Regions from separate parts of the Mus musculus genome. Here region 2 is linked to region 1. The links are chromatin loops, found by intact Hi-C in ENCODE. Cell type or tissue: left cerebral cortex. All regions are shown on one strand. Links, peaks and the distances in the headings refer to the core of each region. The heading gives the core; the rest is flanking DNA.

The links. Hi-C counts contacts between places; a loop is a spot of excess contacts. Peaks named below come from ENCODE experiments on the same cell type or tissue, not always from the same donor. Only the 100,000 strongest peaks of a DNase experiment are listed, where the experiment ranks them.
Region 2: a loop joins it to region 1, with 4 times the contacts of the local background. A loop is called at or near these places in 2 of 42 quality-filtered maps.

The regions. Positions count from the first base shown.
Region 1 is chr12:30,571,373-30,583,128 of GRCm38, forward strand. It overlaps Gm32259 (a long non-coding RNA gene), which reads right to left and starts at 5,821. Exons shown (of 4, transcript XR_872635.1): 1 at 5,750-5,821. In left cerebral cortex, for the core only: a CTCF peak has its summit at 6,848 (motif pointing left); a DNase peak (open chromatin) is centred at 6,850.
Region 2 is chr12:30,135,630-30,147,385 of GRCm38, forward strand. It overlaps Gm32084 (a long non-coding RNA gene), which reads right to left and starts at 10,191. Exons shown (of 6, transcript XR_381415.3): 1 at 9,922-10,191; 2 at 7,322-7,410; 3 at 4,813-4,920; 4 at 4,559-4,724; 5 at 3,883-4,061; 6 at 2,818-3,297. In left cerebral cortex, for the core only: a CTCF peak has its summit at 6,641 (motif pointing right); a DNase peak (open chromatin) is centred at 6,658.

The DNA of each region.
Region 1 (11,756 bases), core at 4,661-8,660:
ATACCATCCTGAAATTTGCCATCCATGTATCTTTCTCAAGAACTTCCTAGAATAATTAATCTACCAAAGTTAAGAGTAAACCCAGGGAAGTGTCCAACCAGAGACATGCAGGAGTCCCAGAAAATGATAAATGATGTCCTCAAAATGGCAGCCCAATGTTTGTCAGTCAAATCACAGAAATACAAGAATTCAGAAGGCTCGTGTAAGGGCAAAACAAGTGGGTGACATGGGGCATGTGTGTCACAGCCTGCTCAGCTGCTGGGGAACTCTTTCTATGTAGAGTTCTTAGGCATCACGACCTGATCATGTACCCATAGCATCAGAGAGGACACAATTTATCATGCAGATCCAGGGCAGTTGTCAGGGTGCATGTCAGTTGAGATATATTATGAGTTAAAGGCTATTCTCGGTCACAAAACAAGAGCCTGATTCACAAATTCAAAGAACAAGAAAAATAAGAAAGAAATGGAAAAAAAAAAACCATAGTGTCCTGGACTTGGGGTATTTTTAAACTATCATTAAATTCACACTTCGCTTGGAGGTCACTGAGCAGCATATGAGCAAAGCCTGCTTCTATCTGTAATCAGCAGCCTACATTAAAGCACAGAGTTCCCCTATCCTCTGAATGTCACTAACCAATGATCATTTCCAGCTTTAGTGATTTAAAAATGCCTTAATGATTTAAAAGATGTTCCTCTTGTGGCTGGAAGAGAGTGGTATGGGACTTCACTGCAGAAGGGTCTGTTACCCTTCTTGAAAGATAATGTTTATTAGGGCTTAGTCTAGAACTCAATAAATAAATGTGACATGCTATTAATATTGGTAACAGTTATCCAAACTTGAACGAGGGAATATTGCTCATAAGTTAATCTTAGCAGCCACAAAAATAAAATCCAAAATTATGTGATGACAGATACCATAAGTCTGTCTCACCACATGAAGCCCAAATAACTTCATGGCTGGCTTGCTGCCTCTTCAATCTGGGCTTGCCTGTAGCTCCAGGAACCTGTACGGCATGTATAGATGTACAAATTCCATTCGTGTCATATAAGAAGAGAAAAGATAAGAGTCTGACCCAAGTGTGTCTCCCTCCCATAGGACGAATGTCCATTTCCTTTCTGAGGAGTTAATTAGTCACCTATATTCTCTAACATTCTGGGAACCATTTAAGGTAGAAGTTACATCTTCCTCCTATGGCTTCTTCAAATCATGGAAAAGAGAAATCTGAGCTAGGTGTGTTAGAACGCAAACGAAGACAGCAAAGTAAACACACTCACATCTTCAGTCAAAGGTTTACTGCTAGCTAACCCATGGATCCAGCCCAGGATAGAAGATCTCTGTAAATAACTGGTTGATTAATTAACATAGGATATGCAGATTACAAAGCACAGTATGAACCACACAGTCATGTGAATCAAGTGGGGATTAACTATACCTTCTAAAATAATGTTCTAGTCCTTTAAATCTCTTCCAAGTACAATATGCAATATTTTGTTATAATCAGAGAAGCAGATGAACCACTGTAATGTAGTTCATAAAATAATTTACTCACCAAACAAAAGAAACAATGTTTTGCTATTTTGTCTTCATAGCATCTACCTTATGCCAAAACAAATAAATTAATTAAATTAAATAAAGAGCTAGAATATGAAGTACAGGCCTTACACATCGAAAAGAGATAAATAGAAGATATCCTGGAAGAGTTAAGATAAATACCTTATTGTTGAAAAATATAGAAACAGTTGCTGCTGTTAAGTGAAGACCATGAATCTTTAGATCAATGCACGACATTAAAGGTCTTTTTGTCAAATCTCCCGCTCACTTGCCCAGAAAGCCTATCAATATAGCTTACACAGAGTTAAAGCAAGGAACTGTAGGGCAGGGGCAGGCTAGTCCTTGTTCTAAGTGACTATGAACTATATGAAGCAGTGGCTTTCAGCCTGTGTCTTGCCCTGAATAACTTTATTCTACAAGCAGCACATGGCTTCATATTGAGTGCAGAAGCAGGATAATGCATCTCGTTGTGCACACGGATGCCACCACTTGTCCAGCACCAGTCATGAGGCACAGACTGATAACTTATCCTTTCAAGTATATAGTCTAATGAAAGTATCAAAGTCTACTGGAAACACGTGAGCACATGAGTATATTCAAACTGTATCAAAGGGGGGGGGGTGAAACCATATTGAACACATTAGACCAACAAACATCCTCACTTACACTCCTGAAAAAGGACATATAGGGTGACAACGGTTATGACCTACCAACACATCACCATGAAGATAGAAAGGTGGAGAAGACAAAAAGGAAAGAAAAAGGAAGGATGCCCTGACTGTCCCACTGACTCAAAGTCAAAGATACTTCATAGCAAACAACGACACAATTGCCAACAAAGTTGTGTGTTTTCCTAAAGTCACCTCAAAGAAGGATGCTAAAACCAACAAAGGAGCCATGCTTGCTCATATCCGGTAAGCATTGCCTTTAGGATCACTCATCAGCCCGCCTCTCTCATGCATAAGCCTAAATCTCACCCCATGAATCTGTCTCACAATTTTATTTACAAAAGGAAGTGCTTTTAGATGGGAGAAATGAGTAAACCAAGTTTAAAAATTTATATTTAACTTTTAAATTTCTCTTCTGTAAATCTTGCTCTGAATTACACCATTTAAGCAATGTAACTTGGGGAGCTACAAAATCATAAGCGTAGCTATAGTAAAGACGAGGAGGTGTGTGTGTCTATTAAGAAGCTAACATTCATTTCTTGAGACTGTGTACTGCCTTTTTCCTAAGCTTACTAAGTCTACCTCACTCTTGCTAGTCCTGAACTGTTCTCTGGCACAGGACCCTGCCCTGCCTGAGTGTAGGTTTCTAAAACAAATGCCCCCTGCTGCTGTGAAGAGCTTTTGACTGTGTCTTCCCACCACTGCTGCTGGCATCTTCTTTAGGGACTTGTCCAGCATCTGCAAACCAAGGAGCAAAATCTCAGATGAAAGCAGCCCTGCACCATAGTAGCTGAGAAGTTCCAATTCCAGGACTGTGAAAAAGTAAACTTCTGCAGTTTCATCCACTGAACACGAGGCACCTCAGCGTGAAAGCAGCCACCATAGTGCAGAAAGGTACCCAGAACATCAGTGACAACTCTCAAGCAGGCCAGAGACTGACTGTAACATCTCCGTTCCTATAAGCCTAATGACATCAAGAGCTGATATATGCACCGATGAAAAATGCACTACCCATAAGCTCGGTTCTGCCAATTATGTTTCTATAGGCACGGTTTATAGACACGGTTTCTGAATACCACTTTTTTTTTTTTTTGTCAAAAAAACTGCCCCACCATTCATTGAATTCCAAACAAAAATCTGCATGTTAAAAACTCAGGGACAATCATCTGCTGATTTTATTCACAATTTAGTAGCTTAGATACCTGCATCATCCATTCGTGGGCTTTGTCTCTTTTTGTGCCCCATGAAAATTGCAGTTACGTTGTAGGGAATGGGATGCAAAAAAGACGTTCTAGGACCATTAATCTAGTAAGAATGAGTCCTGATTGCTTGAAGTGAGGAGGAAATTTTGTTGCAACTTAACAAAGTCTCTGAAATTATATTTCAGTTATATAGCATTTCTTAAAAAAATCAGTGAGATGACAAACTGATCTCTAACAAAGTCCAGGAAACTGTCAAGCCATCTCCATCTACCCCTTAACTGCTCGAGAATATAACGAGCAGTTGTCATGAGGTATTCAAAGCCCTGAAGGTCAGAGGGAGCAGGGGCCTTTGCAGTAACAGAGGAACAAGTGATAAGGAGAGAAAGACCCCACCCTACATTGGGTTTAATGTACTGTCCCTATATGCCTTCTTGCAGGAATAGACTGCAGGCTGCTGTGGTAGTATCTGAGAATATGCTTCAAATCCCTCTATTAGTGATTTGTAGCCAGTTGGAGAGCCACATTTGACCTAAGGAAAAGCCAAGTGCCCTGGCCATTAGAACTTGACATGTTGATTTACATATAAATAAGAAGTAAAAAATGATACCGCTGTGAACTTACTATGGGTTTCTTCCATAAGATTATAAGCAGATGGAGAGAGAACTCTATGGCATCCTCTTAGTGACTCCGTATTATGTCGAACTCTGGTCATCAGGCTATGCCTTGCTTTGGGTGGGTTCATACTACAACCCAAAAGTTAGCTCCATTTGAGTTGTAGAGACCAACACCTTTCTAGCCCCAGCTATAAGGCAATGGCTGATAAATAACTTATTTATGCAAGTAAAATTTCATTTATGCGCTTATGGAGATGTGTGGACATTTCCAGAAGGAGAAAGGCCATAAAACAACTCTTGCCCTAACTCCGCCCTGGATCAAAGTGGCCTCACAGACAGAAGACCTAAGTGTCTATGAATTTGCCAGCAGATGAATCACGGGCTTCCAACCTCCAGAACTAGGAAGGCTGCATATCTGTGGTAATATATGATAGCAGCCCAAGCTGGTTTCACAACAGGTACAAAGAAACCAGTAGACGTTGGACTAGAGATGGAGATCGGGTCGATGGAAACCTATAACCAACATGAATAGGCAGCCATACATGCACACATGGTTATAAACCATGGGGTTTTCGGTTGTTTGGGATCTGAAGTGACCACTGAAGTGCATCAGCAGAATACTGAAGGTTTGCTATTCAGCCTCTGGGACTACTGAGTGTTGTATGACTGTTAGGAAGCAGGCTCTGGTAGAAGGGAGTTAGCTTATCAGGAGCATACCATTGAAAGGAATAGTGCTGACTCAGCCTTCTCTCTATCTCTTTGCTCTCTGTGACCATAATGTGAGCAGCATCTTCTACCATGTGTCCCCACAGAATGTCCTGCCTCAACAAAGACCTAAGGCAACTGAGCTAGCCAATCGTGAACTAAAATCTTCACAACACGAGCCTATATTAAACTTTCTTCCTAATAAGTTGCCTCAGGCAGGGCAAACACACAACCCAAGTGACCAAAGAACTCCTGCCTTGGCCAATTTCCTGTTTCTGCCAAAATAAAGCATGGAGGCCTCGTGGCTCCTGAAACCTAAGCAGGGAAATCTGGCTCCTGGAGGTAAGTAGGATTTCTTCCCCTGCAGCTGCCCAAGCCCCACACAGTTAGCTGTGACCTCTGCCCCCCTAAACTTGGCAACAAAGACAGAACTTCTCAGTTCTCTTCCCAGCAATGTCCTCAACCTCCCACTCAAGGATCCTCTTGAAAACTTTGGCCACCAGAAGGCTTGCATGACCTCTTTCTGTGAGGTAGATTGACAAGCAACTGCCAGCCTACCTGAGCACTCATGAGATCCTAAGGACAGGGTTGGTTCTATGGAGTTCTGTTCCTAAGGACAAGAGTGATTCAAATGAGACAACAGTTTTACTTACAGTACCATCTTCTACTTTCTCTCCTACACACTCTGGAACCAGGCAACCACATGCTGTGTTGAACCTGATCTGCCCTGACCTGATCCTTGTCTCTCAGTGAAGGCTGAATTCAGCAAAATCTAAAGTCTAGCTCCAACTGGCCTCCATGCCAGGGCCTCTACTTTTGCATCCAGTCTACCCTGGCTTCTCTGTCTGACTTCAGTAGGTACATGAATGGCCTTGGCTCTTAGTTTTACTGGGCTAGACTCCAGAAGTACTGTTCTGGCTCAAGTAGTAGTAACTAAAAACTACACACATGGAAAATAAGCTAAGGAAAACTGCCATGCTTCACCTGTACCCAAGCCCTTGCCTACCTGGCATTGCCTGCAAAGAAGAGCACGGCACTCACCAACCAGGAGCAGGAGGCTGGGGCTGACAAGGGTGGCACCTGGAGCCACCAGAGGTCTGGAGTTTAGATACAAACATTGACAGAGCTGCTCATCTACGCTGTGCTGGCTTTCCTCTCACTTCCCTGACTTCAAATATAGCAAACACCCAAGAGAGTGTTTGTGCATCTGTACCTCCAGCCATAGAGCCAGGTGCGTTTTTCTTTTCTTTTTCTATTTTGAATCAAAGCAAAAAAAACAAAAACAAAAGGAGAGATAAAAGTATTCAGATGCTGAGGGTTATAATCAATGCACCTGCTGGTATTAGCTCCCCAAATATGCATATTCTTCTGGCATATCGCTTGGTGGTAAGGAATGAGGCAGAAATCGGGACTCCTTGTGTTGTATTGACTGCATTGTCCCAAGAAAATGCAGTGGCAATGGGTTCCTTCTGCCCCCTTCCTTCCTCTTAAGGAGTAGCCTGTCTGTTAATATAAGGCAGTTTACAGAGGTGTGCCTGGTTAGAAATGGAAGACATAGCCTCTTCCTTGGGGCAGTTTCTAAATGAGTTATCACATGTGGTTTTTTTTTGTTCAGCCATCCCCGTGCTGCTAGAGATGTTGAAGGTGTGAAAATAAATGGCACAGATTGGTGAGCCACATGAGAGGTTCATACTTAAGGAGACAGGGATAAATAAATTAAACTAAGACAGCGGGATGTGTCCTGCTCAGTGTTTATGTGAATGTCTCCACGAGCATTGAAAAAGGAGAATAATAAAATATCATAAGTATAAAATGACAGTGTGCTATCAGATTCAGTAGGTATTTTTCTCTAAATGTTGTACCTGTGATTACCAATTTTTTTCACAGGCAATTTTTAAATGACTAGTCTTCTAAAACTTAATCTATGCCAGAGGAGTAAAATAATGCTGTGTTTATCTATTCCATCATTCTCAATAAATATATTTAATGGTGCAAACTAAAGCTCTCGCTTCAGAAACTGAACATATGAAAGTTTACTTTTTTCAAATGTGGAAATGTATGACAGGCTGCCTGTTGGCCTGTTGGAAGGAAGGTGCTTCCCCCTAGTGTCCAGTTAAGGTATTTGAAAGCCCTGCCTGCAAGACCAGAATGTCTTCCCAGACCTCTGACTACTGGGGAAATGACAAGTAAATGACTCCTCCCTTTGCAGGAGTGACAGCGATTGTTCTCATACGGATACTATTGTAATTACAAAGAGAGAATCGCGGTTTGAACTTCTGGATGTTTTGAGTGTGTGTGTGTGTGTGAGTGTGTGTGTGTGTGTGTGTGTGTGTGTGTGTTTGAGTCTAAGCAATATTAAAAAGCTACAGCTATGAGTGGATGAGGAGTAGAACAAAAAACAAGGGTTTTAGGAGCACAGTAGTGACAAAGCTGCTACTGGGTCGTGACCACTAAGGTGAGCACTGGGTCATCACCACTAAGGTGAGCACTGGGTCATCACCACTAAGATGAGCACTGGGTCATCACCACTAAGATGAACACTGGGTCATCACCACTAAGATGAGCACTGGGTCATCACCACTAAGATGAGCACTGGGTCATCACCACTAAGATGAGCACTGGGTCATCACCACTAAGGTGAGCACTGGGTCATCACCACTAAAGTGAGCACTGGGTCATCACCACTAAGGTGAGCACTGGGTCATCACCACTAAGGTGAGCACTGGGTCATCACCACTAAGATGAACACTGGGTCATCACCACTAAGATGAGCACTGGGTCATCACCACTAAGATGAGCACTGGGTCATCACCACTAAGATGAGCACTGGGTCATCACCACTAAGGTGAGCACTGGGTCATCACCACTAAAGTGAGCACTGGGTCATCACCACTAAGGTGAGCACTGGGTCATCACCACTAAGGTGAGCACTGGGTCATCACCACTAAGATGAACACTGGGTCATCACCACTAAGGTGAGCACTGGGTCATGACCACTAAGGTGAGCACTGTACAATCTCAGGAAATGAGACAGGAGGAGCACAGGAGAAGGATGAGAGACTCTGTGCTTCTCACTCAGGGTTCATGGTATCTTCTAAGAAGAAATATGATCCATCCCTTGTATTTGTTCCTCTTGTATACAGTGGATCAGATGCAGGCCATTCTCCCTTCCGTTGTGTTGTAGCAATGTGCAAAACTGAACATCAGACAGATGAAAAATGCTGTTTTAGGTGTTTCAACTAAGAAAAAGCTAGGAAGCAGCAAAAACGAGGCCTAAGGCCAGGGGTAGATGCCAAGCCCGTGTGGAGTTGGTGATCAGATGACCAAAGAAGTCAGACTTGCTGGCAACATAGACGATCAGCTGACTGGCAAAGTCATGCTCCCTAAGAGCACCATGATTAGATGGTCCTGGTCTTTCCAGGAGTTCCTGCCTGAACAGTCAAACAACGCTTTTTTGACCTCCTTTGAAACGTCTAATAAAAAGAGAAATGCTATCAAATAATTCATTGTTAAAATTTTGTAGCTGATACTAAAGGGAAAAAAATTGGATTGTAGGTCAGGTCAAAATGGATTAGGAATCCACAGAGCATCTGCCCAAGTCAGGTTTCCAGCAGATGACTGGTGTCTGGCCTGGCTGGGCCCTCATTTGGTGATAAGTTATCTTTCTTTACCCTAGGTCAGAGGCACTTCTACACATCTGACTATCATTCAAGTGAGACACAGAGAGGCAATGGGTGCCTGGCCCTGAGGGATGTGCTCAGCACCACCTCCTAAGACACCCTTGAGATGAAGTCATGGGCCAGCACTCTTAGACCCCCAAATGAATGACAAGACTAGAGTCCTAAACCAGAGAGCAGAGGATAATTTCTAGAGGTTGTAGTAGAGACTCGTGGTATCTTCCTTGATCCTCAGAACCAAGCACATTGGGTAGCAGATCATTGGAAGAGATACAGATATGGTCTTAGTCTTACGAACCTTTCCTAAGATGCTCTCAGCTACCTTCCAGGAAGTTCACCCGACTTTTCACAAGTGTTGGAGAAGTCACTTGGCACACAAGTTTTTAAGGCTCAGAGGTAGGAGCTTGTAGGGTAAGGCCATCAATAGTATTGGCCTGAAATCACCTGAGCACAGCTCTCCTGCTGGAGGATGCTCAACAGCACCACTGTTGTCAGTTACCAGAACACGACCATGATGACCTGCATGTCTCCTGACCAGTGCAGATAAAAGCCTAGAGACAGCCATCTTTCATGATCTCAATGGATGGGAGATTTCAGGGAAGGGGTGAGGGGGCTCCTTTCCCTTCCAGTGTCTCCTTAATTTTTTTTCTATCCTGATTCATTAAGGACTTCTAACCACCTGCTGAAACTGAGATAATTATCAACCCTGCCAGTTCTTGACAAAATTGCTTACTTATGAATAGCTCTCGCCAGTCTACCCTAATTATCCCTTTATTTAAACCTCATGTCACTTTCCTGAAGACAGACTTAGGGCAACTGAACTCCTGTATCTTGTTTCTATTCGCTATATGGCTGAAATGATTAAACCTTTATCTCTATTTTTTATCATTACTTATCACGTTCCTTGGCACATCAAGACAGTGGCTGAGTCTAGTCTCTCAGTACTCCCTGATGAGCTAGGTTTGCCCTAAAACTCCTCTAACAATTTAAACAGAAGACAATGGGAAAAAAATTGAAACTGTGAGACAAACACACATTTTCCAGGAATATATTGGTTATCAACGTTTATAAGGAAAGGAAGGGCTTGAATATATTAATTAAGTGGGAAAAATCTTTAAAGTACTCAATAGTTCTCATGTAAAATGTAAAGAACAGAGGAGTAAAGCTTTGAAATCATGTTAATCCATATATAAATTCATTCCATTCAATTATTTGGAAAATGCAAGCAGACTTACTGTGTGTTGCAAACCAAAGGTGCACTGAAGACAGGGATAGGTTTTGGTCCTGGGCTTGCATAGCAAAGAAGTGAGTCATTTAATAAACAGTAAGATAAACATATGCCCAACAAGAAATAAATGAATAATATGGGTAAAAATACTAGCAACGTTAAGCCATATCGTAGGTTGAACAGTGTCACAAGGAAGATATGAGAAAGTGGTAGCCAGAACCTACCAGGACAAAATGTAGCCATACTGAAGTCCCTACAGATGGGATCATGTTTAGGTGAAACTGTGGGAGGTCAGGCTGGGCTCAAACCAAAAGAAGAAACTCAGAAGGAAGACCCTGCCCACCAAATGTGTGTTGGGTTTCTGCAGCACCCGGATTGAGAGGAGGTCGGTAGAGTGTGCCAGGGCCTTCAGGAGCTGGACTCGCTCATCAGCCCGGAACACTCGGGAGCTGGACTCGCTCATCAGCCCGGAACACTGATCTCCAGGAGCGAGGGATCCTTCTTCCCCTCTAATCTTCCACCAGAGTTGCCGGTACCTTGTTAGAGCAGCCCAGAGACGCCAGCACACAGAGGACAAGGCTGAAGAGGTGAAAGTGAGCAGCCAGGGGACTCCAAAGGCCTGGATGACTGTGAGGACACCATGGCATCAGAGCCAAAGGGCTGGGGGACAAAGGGAGGAGCGCTGAGAAAAGAAGACAGGGCCTGGCCAGAAGAGGAGGGCCTGGCCTGACAATGGAAGGGGTAAGGGGTCTCAAGGGCAAAGGACAGCTGTGAAGTGTTCACACGAAGCACTTGAGAAGTCTTGTCTGTGTTGAGAGATCTCTAGCTGTGGCATAAAGAACTGTCTGTGAGACAGAAGCCTGCGGCAGGGACACAGTACAGGTGTAGAGGAAATCGTAGACTTCAGGTACCTCGAAATGAAGGTAAGAGTCCTCATGTGCTGCCTGTGGAGGAGTTTGAGCTGGGGCAAGCCAGGGAAAGCAATGCAGATCGCTTAATAATAGGTACTCATGGCTGACTCCACAGCCTAGGAATTCAGTCCCATGTCACCATCATGGATGCTTTTAATTTCCTTGGTTGCAAATTGGCCAGAAGGGTGGACCCCATCACCATGACAGAGCAACTACAGTTACTCTTCATTTCATATCCTCACTGATGTCGGTCCAAAAATCATCAGGAATAGCTAACCCACACACCAACTCTAAACAAATGACACTAAAACCACTGAATAGGGAGGGTCCTCGGCTGGGTATCGTGGACACGCCCTGTGTTCCTTAAAGCACAACTTTAGAGCACATCCAAATGACCTTGACACCACCACCAGCTTCTCCTCCCACTCCTCCTCCCCCACCCCTCCTCCTCCTCTTCTTTTTCTTCCCCATTTCCATACCTTTGGTGAAGAGGCATACTTTGGGTGGAGCACATACCTGAGAAGCAGAGTAGCCCAAATCTGAAAAGTACAGAGGAGGTAACAAAGACAGCCTGGGCGTGCCTCTGGGAGAGAGGAGGAAGCCTTAGGTTGGGCAATGCTAAATGGATGGAGGATATTGGACTACTACATCAGAGCCCATTAAACGGTGAAGAAGACAGACTATGACTGTCACTGTTCAGACTAGTGGAGGTGGCTATGGCATCAGTGATCACACCACCAAGGGAAAGAGCAAGCCCTGATCATATGACAGAGGCCATGCACGTGTGCACAGGTTTATGTTCTGACATAAAGACTTAGAATCCTGGGTCCTCACTGTTTACACGAGCAGTTAGGAGAACTTCACACATGAACTAATTGTGTTTAACAGCCTCCTGTGGATTGACTTAAAACCATTAAACAATGCATTACCAGTTCATATTCCATGGCCTGCCCCTTCTCCAATAACATGTGTAAAAGTAAGATGGCTCAGTCTGCATGATCGTGGATACTCCAAACTGTCCAGTGTTATGTCACCCTTGAGCAATCTACCACCCCAGAATTGGGATAGCATCGCCAGCCACACAAGGTTACTAGGGCCATGTTTATCCCATAGATCCATAGAAACACCACTATCTTTGTCTATTCTAGATCAATGAGTTAGGATGTGAATGGCCAAGGGGAAGAATACTGTGCCCAT
Region 2 (11,756 bases), core at 4,422-8,421, 440 kb before region 1:
TACTATCAGCTCCCTTCCTCCCGGTACCCTCTCATGCAGATCCTCCTCCCACTCCTCCTTTCCCATCCCCTTTGAGAAAAGGAAACTCCCTCCTACTGCACATCAAATTGCTGGTGGACTAGGCTCACCCTCTCTCACTGAGGGCAGACAAGGTTGTCCATTTAGGGAAATAGGATCCACAGGCAGGCTGGCAAGAGATTTAGGAACAGCCCCCTGCCTGCTGTTGGGGGACCCGCATGATGACCAAAATACTCATCTGCTACATATGTGTAGGGTCCTAGGTCCAGCCCTTGTATGCTCTTTGGTTGGTGGTTCCGTCTATGGGAGCCTTCAAGGGTTCAGGTTAGTTGACCTGTTGGTCTTCCTGTGGAAGCCCCGTCCTCTTTGGATTCCTCAATCCTTTCCCCAACTCTTCCATAAGACTCCCTGAGCACCATCCAGTATTTGGTTGTAGCTTTCTGCATCTCTTTCCATTGGCTGCTGGATGGAGCTTCTTAGAGGACAGTTGTGCTAGGTTCCTGTCTGCAAGTGTACAGAATATCATTAATAGTGTCAGGGATTGGTGCTTGCCCATGGGATAAGTCTTAATTTGCGGCAGTTATTGGTTGGCCACTCCCTCTCAGCTCTATCTTGGTTCTTGCACATCATGTAGGCAGGACATGTTTTGGGTTGATAGCTTTGTGGATGGGTTGCTGCCCTTATCCCTCCCCTGGGAGTCCCTGGCTACAGGAAGTGGCCACTTCAGGATCCATATCCCCCACTGCTAGGAGTCTCAGGCCCCACAGACCCCTGGGGCCTCCCCCATCCCAGCTCTCTGGCACATCCTAGATTTTACCCATCCCCAACTGCTGATTTCCCTTCTCTCTCCCCTACACTTCCTATACCTGATCCCACCCACCTCCACCCTATTCCCCTCCCCCTCCCCTCTCCTACTCAGTTCCCTCCCTACCTTCACCTCTGATACCTATTCTTTTTCCCCTTCTGAGAGTCAGCCATTTCTGAGATTTCAGGCATTTTCTTAATTGAGATCTGGCCCTTTGAGATGACTGTAGCTTGTGTCAGTTGACATAAAATTACCCAGGACAATTGACCCCTTGTCAACTTGACATACAAACTTATCACCCCTAAGATGAAAACTTTCCTTTCTTATTCATCTCAAGATCTCATATTATAAACATAAATATCTTTAAAAGTCCCATAATGTTTACAAATTTAAATATTGAAAATTGAGTCCCTTTAAAATATCCAGTCTCTGTAGAAATCTAAATTTTCTTTGAAAAGTCCAAAATCTTTTGACTGTGGGGTTCTATAAAATCAATATTAAGTACTTTCTTACTTCAAGAAGGAAGAACCAGGGCACATTCACAATCAGATCAAAGCAAAACCAAACAACAATGATGTAAATAACAAAATATCCAATATCTGGGATTGACTTACAATTTTCTGGACAGTTCAAAGGGTTTTGGTCACGTCTCCATCTCCAGCCTCTGTATCACACATAGCTTGTCTTCTAACCTAAGGCAGACCCCACTCCACAGTTGTTGCTGTTCTGGGTGCCTGTCCCATGATACTGGCATCTCCAAAATTCTGAGCTGCACTTCCACCAATAGCCTCTCCTAGCTACTCCATGGTGCTTCAGCTTCTCTGTGTGACTCCTTCAATCCTCAGCCTCCAACTGCTACGAAGGCTGCATCTTTACCACTTTACCAGAGGTCTCTTCTGGCCTGTGCAGTGCAAAGCCTCAGCTGTTCTCCATGACCACTTCATGCTCTCAAACCCAAAAGCTGTACCACCTGGGTGACTCTTACACTAACAAGATCAGCTGTCAGCTTGAGCTACCTCTGGAACGCAGCTTCCCTGTGCTGATTCTCAGAAAATACTTTCCAGACTCCACCTCAATGATGCTGGTCTCGATCACCATGAATTTCTAATCTCCAGCTGACCAGCATCAATTGTCTCAGTAAGTCAAAGGTTTTACTTTAGTGGTTCTGGCCTCCCGTTAAGCTCAGCTGATTCTTCAGCTCCTGTTGACCAGAAACTATAGGTTCTTCACACAAAATGGCTTAGTAGAGCCCTGGCTTTCCTCTGCAACTTCACAAGTCAGGCCTTCATTTTCTGTACTACTCTTATCCTCAAAGCTCCAACAAAACAGCTCGCTGAGCTCTCCACACTCAATGTATCTTCTAGCCCAAACTACCAAAGTCCTTCCACAAAATATGGTCAGGTCTATCATAGCAATACCTCATTATCCTGGTACCTACTTCTGTACTAGTTAAGTTAGTACTGCTGTGATGACATACCATGACCAAAAGCAACTTGGCTTATTTGGCTTACACTTGGATGCCATAGTTCATCACTGAAGGAAGTCAGGATAGGAATTCAAGCAGGGCTGAAACCTGGAGGCAGAAACTGATGCAGAGGCCATGAAGAGGTTGCTGCTGCAGGCTTGCCTACAGCAGTATCTTACAGAGACATTTTCTTAGTTGGGGCTTCCTCTTCTCAGATTACTTTATCTAGTGTCAAGTTAACATAAAAATTGATAGGACACATTGTCTCCTCATATTCTGTTCTAAGGAACTCTACTCAAATTCTGGGATTTTTGTGATGAGATCTCCTAAAATCTTTAACCAACTTCCAGGAACACTGTGCCTCATGGGAGTCTTCAAGGAGTTCTAAATCATAAATCACACTATATCCTACTTCCATAGATATCATCAGGACCAGCAGTCATCGGGATACATGAGCTGTAGCCTGAATTCTTTGTACCTGTTACTTGAAGTTCTAGTTCTGTGGTTACAATGCTACATCTTAGGGCTTCAGAATTTTCTTGTCTTAAACATGGACCTTGGACCATAATCTCCTTGGTTCATATTTCTGCCTTGACACTAGTTTCTATTCCTCACCTCCATAATATTGTCATTTTTAGGTTCTACATACAATAAAGATGGTGAAGTATTTGACTCCCATGCCTGGCCGTGTGTGTGTGTGTGTGTGTGTGTGTGTGTGTTTTCATTCATAAACTTGATTATGATTATTTTAAGAAAAAATATCTTTAAGCCATGGAAACTAAGGGTCTGCGATGCTAACACCACAACATAGTACCTGCATTGCATCTCTGGATAAAAAACAGACAGACTGGAGAACTAGGAAAACCAGAACAGGGTAGCTTTTATGAAGGATGATTTTGGAGTTTCATTCCTGGTTAAAGAACATACTGTAGTTACAATGTTCCTGTTGGGGGAGGTGGTAATGGTCACTCCAGTCTTCCAGCTCATTTGAGAATCATCTTAAAGTTTCCTAGGATTTAAAAATGAATAATTTATTGCATTAAAATTAATTAACTTATCTGGTAGAATTCAAAGAATCATTTGGTTTTGTTCAAACTTAAACCTAGGTCAGCGTACAATTTGCCAATTTACCTAAGTCAGAATAAACCAAAGACACATGTACAGAAGAGACACAAGTTGACAGAAATGAGATAAATAGACAGTGGTTCTCCCACAGACTTTAAAACCACCACTTCTAGTGATGACAGTTTCTATAGTCCAGATGTAATGTGAGCACCTCAGCCTGTGAGAGCCTCAGGCTGTACTGGCTTATTTATCTCAGCCAGTGAGCACCATGTCCAGGATAGAGTCAAGGCTTATGGACTTTTGTGTATGTGGCCACTAACTACAGTCAGCTCAATTCAATTAAAGAGATGTAGCCATAACTGGATTCTGTGTCAGGCTCACGGCCATTTACACGCCTGCTTTCACAGTGTCTGTGATATGGCTGCACACTCTCCTAATGTCTAAAGGTGTGAACTGTGGCAAATAACTTTCTGTGAGCCAAAGCTATACAGTGACTCTCATCTGGGAATTCAGAATATGCCATACCCACCCAGAGTCATCTTCTCAGCATGGTGTTAGGTTCCGCTGACGTGTAGCCATGTTGGCCATGTTGCTTTAGAAGATAGACAGTTTTCACAAAGACAAAGTGGACAAAAGAAGGGGCTTAATATCCAGTTCACACGTCAGCAAAGAGTTCATTCTGTAGCTTTCCATTTTCATGGGTCTCTCCTATAACCATAGAGATCAAGTGGATATTTTGGAAATATGAATCCGTATACTATTAGAGTCATGACCTGCTTTGGGCCCACCAAGCCTCTGAGAAACTGACTGCACCGACAGCAAGCACTTACCCTGAGTACTAGGATCGAGAAGGAATTGTTTTCTGTACTCTTTATCTGGCACAGTGGAAGGCAGAGCAAGCAGAGTGAGGGGTAGAAAGTTCCCCCATCCCAGTTTTTAGCAACATGCAGCTCAACTACACTGCAGTGTTAAGTTTTTGTTTCTTTATGAGATACCTAGTACACTCCCACTTCTAGCTGGATACACCAACTGCTCATCCAGGATGCCAGATAATCTCTTGGCAGGGACTATGTCAGTCTGCAGACACCCCTTCTCAGGCAGGGCAAGGACACCCTCCCCAGCTGAAACATAGGAAGCCAGGTGTCACTGCCCAGTTAAGGAAACCAGTAAATTCCTGTTTGTGGAGAAGAAATGACAGTCCTTACCTGACTGCTGCGGTTTGACGTCAGATGCTCAAGTACCGTGTGTGCCTTCCACAGCTGCTCTGTGGAGTGGGAATGTTGAAGGGCCCTTTGTCTCTCTCAGGAGTTTTCAGGGAGTTCTAAATCACATGCCACACCATATCATACTCCCATAGCTGGATCCAGAGTGCTGTCATCAGGCCCAGCAGCCATTAGGATAAATGAGCTGGAGTCTGAATTCTTTGCACCTGTTAACTTGTAGTTCTAGTTCAGCTCACCTTTACAGGGTTATCCTGAAGAAGAGTTTCCCAACATGACCGTTGTATCCTTGGCCTAAGAGGCAGAGAAGATGGCATAATTGCTCGTACTTTGGTGAGCTGAGGTTGCTGCAAGGGAAGGGAAAAGACTGACATGTCCATCAACCTAAGATGGTATGCCCTCATCTGGTTTGCTAATGCTTCTGATAAGCTCAGCCCAGGTTTTAAAGACAAGTTTTCACTATGTAGCCCAGACTGGCCTTGAACTGGCAACCCTCATGTTCTGAGCACCTTTTGAGTTTGGGAATTACAGGCATTATACCTCTCTTTGACTGCTTTAAGCTCAACTTTATAGTAGGCATTAAGACACTGCTGATACTGGATGATGTAAAAAACAAAAACAAAAACAACTGCAGGGTTGTTCTAGAATGTAGAATTCATTTATAGGTTTCAAGACAACCTGGAAATTAGAGTGCTTTGGGAGATTTATAAAAAATAAATGTGCCAATTTTAAAAAGAAAGAAAATAAGACAGTGGCTTTTCTTACGGTGACAAATAATGTCAAGGTCCTGCTCAGTTGGTTGTAAAAACTAAGGGGGCTGCATTTCCACACAGCATTCAATTAATTTTCTTGTGTCTGAGAGCCCTGGAACAGCACTTCATCTTGATGTCTGGATAAAATCACTACCAGTGTCCCAGATCTACACCTCAGTGCCATGAGCTTCAGGTGAGCATCCCGTGGATGGCAAGGTGCTTTGCTGCCGCTACAACCTTTCTAAGGGCATGGGGAGTGAATGGTGCCTCACGGCTCATCAGTGTTAGCACAGAATGAATTAAAGCCCCTGGGAGGATGTGCAGAGAAGACCATTCATCATCATGTGCCCGAAGGCTGCCCATGAGCTTTAGCTTTTCCCTACCAACTCTGGCACTGCTCTTCTCTCTCCTTCCTATCTGTGTCTCCCTCTGTATCAGCCTATGACTTCCAACGCTCATAGGAAAGTGAATTTGCCGCTGTCCCTAGGGTCATGCGCTGATTGAATGGCATGATGACAAATTCACTCATGTTCCTTCCAAGTCTGTGATCTTCCAAATGACAGACTTGCTCAAAGTGGTCTGCTTTCTTTGAAGAGGTCCTGACATCCTCTTCCTCTCCTGACCCACACTCCCTCCTTTAATTGAGAGGAAGCTCAGGCTTTCACTTCTAGAAGGCCAATGACCTTCCTGCTGCAAGAGGTTGCTAGGGGCAATTAAGCATTAAGGCCAATCTATCTTCACGTCTCAACACTGTAGGAAGCTGATCCCCTGGTGTGAGATACCAGGACGTGAGATATCCCTAGGTCCTTGAGCTCTAGAATATGCAGGCAGGACTATGATGAACAGATGGTCAAAAGTTCAGTTTGCTGTTCTTCCCATGTTCTGGAGGCTATAAGCCAGGAGTGGTGATTTCAGCCCAAATTCCTACAGGCTGGGAAGTCTGTGATCAATACACATTGGCAGGTGTGATAATGCTCAGCTAGGTTCTTCACATGCTTTTCATGGAAAGAAAACCACAGTACACAGTTGGTCTAAGGGAAAAATAGGAACAGTTTGGGGTTTTGAAAGATAGGCTGCATTCCTACACTCCTTACTGCTGCCAGACTCAGAATTTTTAGTTGCTAGATATAGTTCTGGAACCACACACTGCCACACAGAGCTTCTCACCAAGAACACCTCTCGAATGTGAACAAGGAAGGGCACTAAGTGAACCTGAGGGGAGGGCTGTGGTGCCTTGAATAATAAGGACTCCCATAGACCCACAGAGAGTGGCACTGATTGGAGGTGTGGCCTTGTCATAGTAAGTGTAGCTTTGGTGGAGGAAGCTTGTCACTAGGGGGCAGGCTTGAAGTCTTATAAGCTCAAGCTGGGTTTAGTGCCTCACCATCTCCTCTTGCTGCTTGCCAGTCCAGATGTAGTGTAGAACTCTCAGCGACTTCTCCAGTACCATGTCTGTTTGAATACTGCCAGGCTTCCTACCACGACAATGATGAGCTAGACCCCTGAAACTCTAAGTAAGCTCTAATTGAATGCCTTCCTTTGTAAAAGCTGTGGGGTCATGGTGTCTCTTCACAGCAAGGAAACCCCAAGACAAGATCTGACTATCACCAAACATCCCCTGACTTATAAGCATACCCTTTTTCTGGGGGAATCAGGAATGCATTTGGTTCTGTTGAGTTAGAAGAGTAACTTTCAGGGGGGTAAAATCATCAAGTAGATTAATTCCGGAATGCAATGAAAGCACAGACCTCTAAATGAGATACTCCACATTGTCTAGATGAAATTACAGTTTGAAAGGTTACATAATCTCTTTCTAAGTAGACCTGGATATACTATTGTGACAGCAAAAAGAAAAAAAGAACACAAAAGTATGTAAGTAAACCCTGCTTTTAGAACTCAGTTGAAATTCCTTAGGTTGATGCATCAGAATAAATGATACGCATACAACACTTTAGGGATAAGATTTGTATTTGGGAAGTGTATAAGGTGTACTCACGTCTTTGTAGAAGTTATATTTCAGTCGGGAGGACAAATAAGTAGTTTCTGCGGGTATGATGTATCCACTTGGGATTATGGGAGGTAAATCTGTGGGAGCAGAGAGGAGTTATCTGATTACTTGTCACAATGAGAGATAACAGCAAGGAGGAAGAAGAATTCTGGCAATGGATCAATGGATGATTGTGTGAGTGGATGGATAAACAAATGGATTGATGGACAGATGGATGGGTGTGTGAGTGGATGGATAAATGGATGATTAATGAGCACCTGAATAGTTGGATGGGATGAAAGAATGAATATGGTAATGGATGAATGGATGGATGGATCAACATGAATATATGGGATAGACACAATGCATGGGTGGATGAATGGATAAACCTGTGAATGGATGATGGATGGATAGGTGGTTACATGGATTGATATGTGAGGAGATAAAGAGATTGATGTATCAATACATACATAGGCACTCGAAAGATATGGGCAGATTGGTGGGTGAATGAGTAAAGGTGGATAAAATAAGTGAATGAGTGAATGAATGAATGAATGAATGATAGGCACATTTTAGTAAATATCCGGGGCATTATAAGAATATATTATAGTGAATGAGCTACACTAGCAAGATTTTGCTGTAAGGACCCAGATATAGCTGTCTCTTGAGAGACTATGCCGGGGCCTAGCAAACACAGAAGTGGATGCTCACAGTCAGCTATTGGATGGGTCACACGGCCCCCAATGGAGGAGCTAGAGAAAGTACCCAAGGAGCTAAAGGGGTCTGCAACCCTATAGGTGGAATAACAATATGAACTAACCAGTACCCCGGAGCTCTTGTCTCTAGCTGCATATGTATCAAAAGATGGCCTAGTCGGCCATCACTGGAAAGAGAGGCCCTTTGGACTTGCAAACTTTATATGCCCCAGTACAAGGGAATGCCAGGGCCAAAAAGGGGGAGTGGGTGGGTAGGGGAGTGGAGGGGTGGTTATGGGGGACTTTTGGGATAGCATTGGAAATGTAAATGAGGAAAATACCTAATTAAAAAAAAGAATATGTTATAGTGAATGAGCTATAAAATTACTCTTTTAAGCTGAAAGGAAATTACTTTTTATGATAAATTTATAAAGGGGTAGGAAGATGACCTTTTAGAAAGGATTTTCTTTTTATTTAGATTGCTTGACTTTTTGACATCAAGGACACATGATTAGAAAGCAATTTCTCTCTCTCTCTCTCTCTCTCTCTCTCTCTCTCTCTCTCTTTCTTCGCTCTTTCTGTTTCTATAAAGGATGAAAGGAATTTTAAAGAAGACTCTCTTCTGTTTTTTTGTTTGTTTGTTTGTTTTTGGAGACAGGGCTTCTATAGACTTGCCAGGACAGGAGGTCTGGGGAATGAATGAAGTCAGTGGTCTCCCCTCAATCAACCCAATTCCACTCTAGGCAGGCACTGCTTGCATGAAAACAGGAAATTCATACTCCCACTTTACCTGCCTGGGAAGTGTTACCCATCATGGCAGCAAGGATTTTATTGCAATGATTTTACTCCCGGATAAATGTGGGGCCAGGCACAAATATTTTGTTTTTTTGTAATGGCTGTTTGCAATTTCCTGTATTTTCTGTAACTCTGACAGTTCTTCCATAACAGCATTTTGAAAGTAAGTTTTCTAAAGCTAAGAAGGCACTACAGAAGGAAGAGGAGGAAAGTGCCTGTCCCAAGCCGGCTGTACCGTGCTGTAAGTGGTTCCCATTGTGTGAAACAGAAGCTTTCAGGCTGTGTGTGGCCTTGGGTGATTTTGCCCTCCGCATTTGGCTTAATTTTGAGGGCAGTCATAAAAGCAGGATGGCTCTGCTTCTGGGTTTTCAGGTCAGTACCACTGCTGGTCCACTATCGCTCACCAGACACTGACTGGCAAATAACTTACTCCTAAGAATAAAAACTACCATTTTATAAATTTACCAGGGTCAACTGGCATGGCATTAGCCCACGGATATATTAAAACCCCATCAGAAACAAGACTGGAGAACTAATGGAACACATCAGACTGAGGAAGGGTGCTGGCACCCACAGAACTGTCAATGTGTGTCTTTCAAGGAACCAACTGGCATATAGTATATGTCTGCCTCAAAAGACCTCCACAATCCCACACCTCACTTTTATAACTTGACTTAGCTACAAATCTCCTTAACGCTGAGACTACGTAGTCTTACAATTTAGCTCTTTAACCACTGTGGCTCTCTAGTAAGATCCAGTAGGACTCTTTAACCCTCCTGGAGCTCCCTTTACCCCACTTTAGTCCCCTCTCCCCCCAGTCTCTCCCTCTGTCTCTCACACACAGACATACACATTATTATTATTATTATTATTATGATGATGATGATGATGATGATGATGATGATGATGATGATGATGATGATGTGTGATGTATGTGGTTTGAGACTTAATATAATCATGGTCAGAGATGGAAAAATCTGTATTTGCTAACAGCTCTATATTAAGGACTCCGGGACTACTCTGTAAGACTGACATGAATCTATTGTTACTACATAAGTTGTTACATTATGGAAAGACATACACACATATCTATTCATGTGTTTGTTATGGTGAGCTCACCACAGTGTCATAAAAGAGTGCAAGTGAAGGCTGGGAGTGTCCAAGGAGGAGAAGAGATGAACTTCAGGCTGAGAAATGCTGGCGGCTTCCTGGGAATCCCCGGCATGGAAGACCACCATGACTGCAGGAAGCCTGGTTACAGCGGAGTTCACATAGCTGTGACCTGTAAAATGAATTATTTTAATATAAATGTAATCAGTAAATTAATCCAACAGCTGTATTTCTTTACCTTAGTGAGTCCCCAATAACTACACAGAGAAACTAAGATTTTTTGCAAGCTGCACCTCCATACCTAGGCAGTTAAATGATCTACCTTAACTTGCTATGGTAATCTGTCTATTTCCTATCTCCATCCCGTAATACTTGCAGGTTAATATTACTCTAGCTCTCTCTGTTTCAGATGTTTCTTTCCTTGGTGTCTTCTCAGGCCCTCCCCTCACGGCTCCAATTCCAACTCTCCCTCCTCCTCTTTTTCTCCCTCCTCCTCTTTTTCTCCCTCCTCCTCTTCTCTCCCCTCTGGCTAGTAGAAGTCCTGCCCTACTCTCTTTTCTGCCCAGCCATTGTGTGATCAGCATTTATTGACAAGGCAGAGAATAAATGATAAGAATTGATTATACAAACTTGAGACAGGAGACTCTTTACTTAATCATTTCAATGCTTTGCCTGAATTGAAACATGATATAAGGTTGGAAAAATCAGCATTGGAACAACAGAAGAATAACCTTTACACAGTCTACAAAAACAGTAAGTCTACAATGACCACTGTCAGCCAATTGGCAAGTGGACTCTGCAGTGTTTAATGGCTGTGTCTGTGAACATGGCAGTCACCTGGCCAATGGATGTGGGTGAGTGACATGGTGGTGTTGAGATGAAATCAGCACTGAAAATGAGACAGACCACTGTGTGGTGGGATGAGGGTCTTCTATAGGATGTTAGAACAGGAAAGTTAATGTCACATGGGGATTGGCTAAAGCCAGAAGGGACCTTGGGGAGATTTTACATCTGCAAACTGTAATCTGATGATAATATACACAAGAGCTTGGGGAGAACAGGTGACCTATGGAGGGTCCCTTGTGAATATACCAAACATTTTGTAGGCTTGTGGGTTAAGAGATTGACAGACAAAGGGTATAGTCATCTGTAGCTTGCAAATACATCTCTTTTTTTTCCTCTTTCTTTTTTTTATTGGATATTTTCTTTTTTTAATATTTTTTTCCATTTTTATTAGGTATTTAGCTCATTTACATTTCCAATGCTATACCAAAAGTCCCCCATACCCACCCACCCCCACTCCCCTACCCACCCACTCCCCCTTTTTGGCCCTGGTGTTCCCCTGTACTGGGGCATATAAAGTTTGCGTGTCCAATGGGCCTCTCTTTCCAGTGATGGCCGACTAGGCCATCTTTTGATACATATGCAGCTAGAGACAAGAGCTCCGGGGTACTGGTTAGTTCATATTGTTATTCCACCTATAGGGTTGCAGTTCCCTTTAGCTCCTTGGGTACTTTCTCTAGCTCCTCCATTGGGAGCCCTGTGATCCATCCATTAGCTGACTGTGAGCATCCACTTCTGTGTTTGCTAGCCCCCGGCATAGTCTCACAAGAGACAGCTACATCTGGGTCCTTTCGATAAAATCTTGCTAGTGTATGCAATGGTGTCAGCGTTTGGATGCTGATTATGGGTTGGATCCCTGGATATGGCAGTCTCTACATGGTCCATCCTTTCATCTCAGCTCCAAACTTTGTCTTTGTAACTCCTTCCATGGGTGTTTTGTTCCCAATTCTAAGGAGGGGCATAGTGTCCACACTTCAGTCTTCATTCTTCTTGAGTTTCAT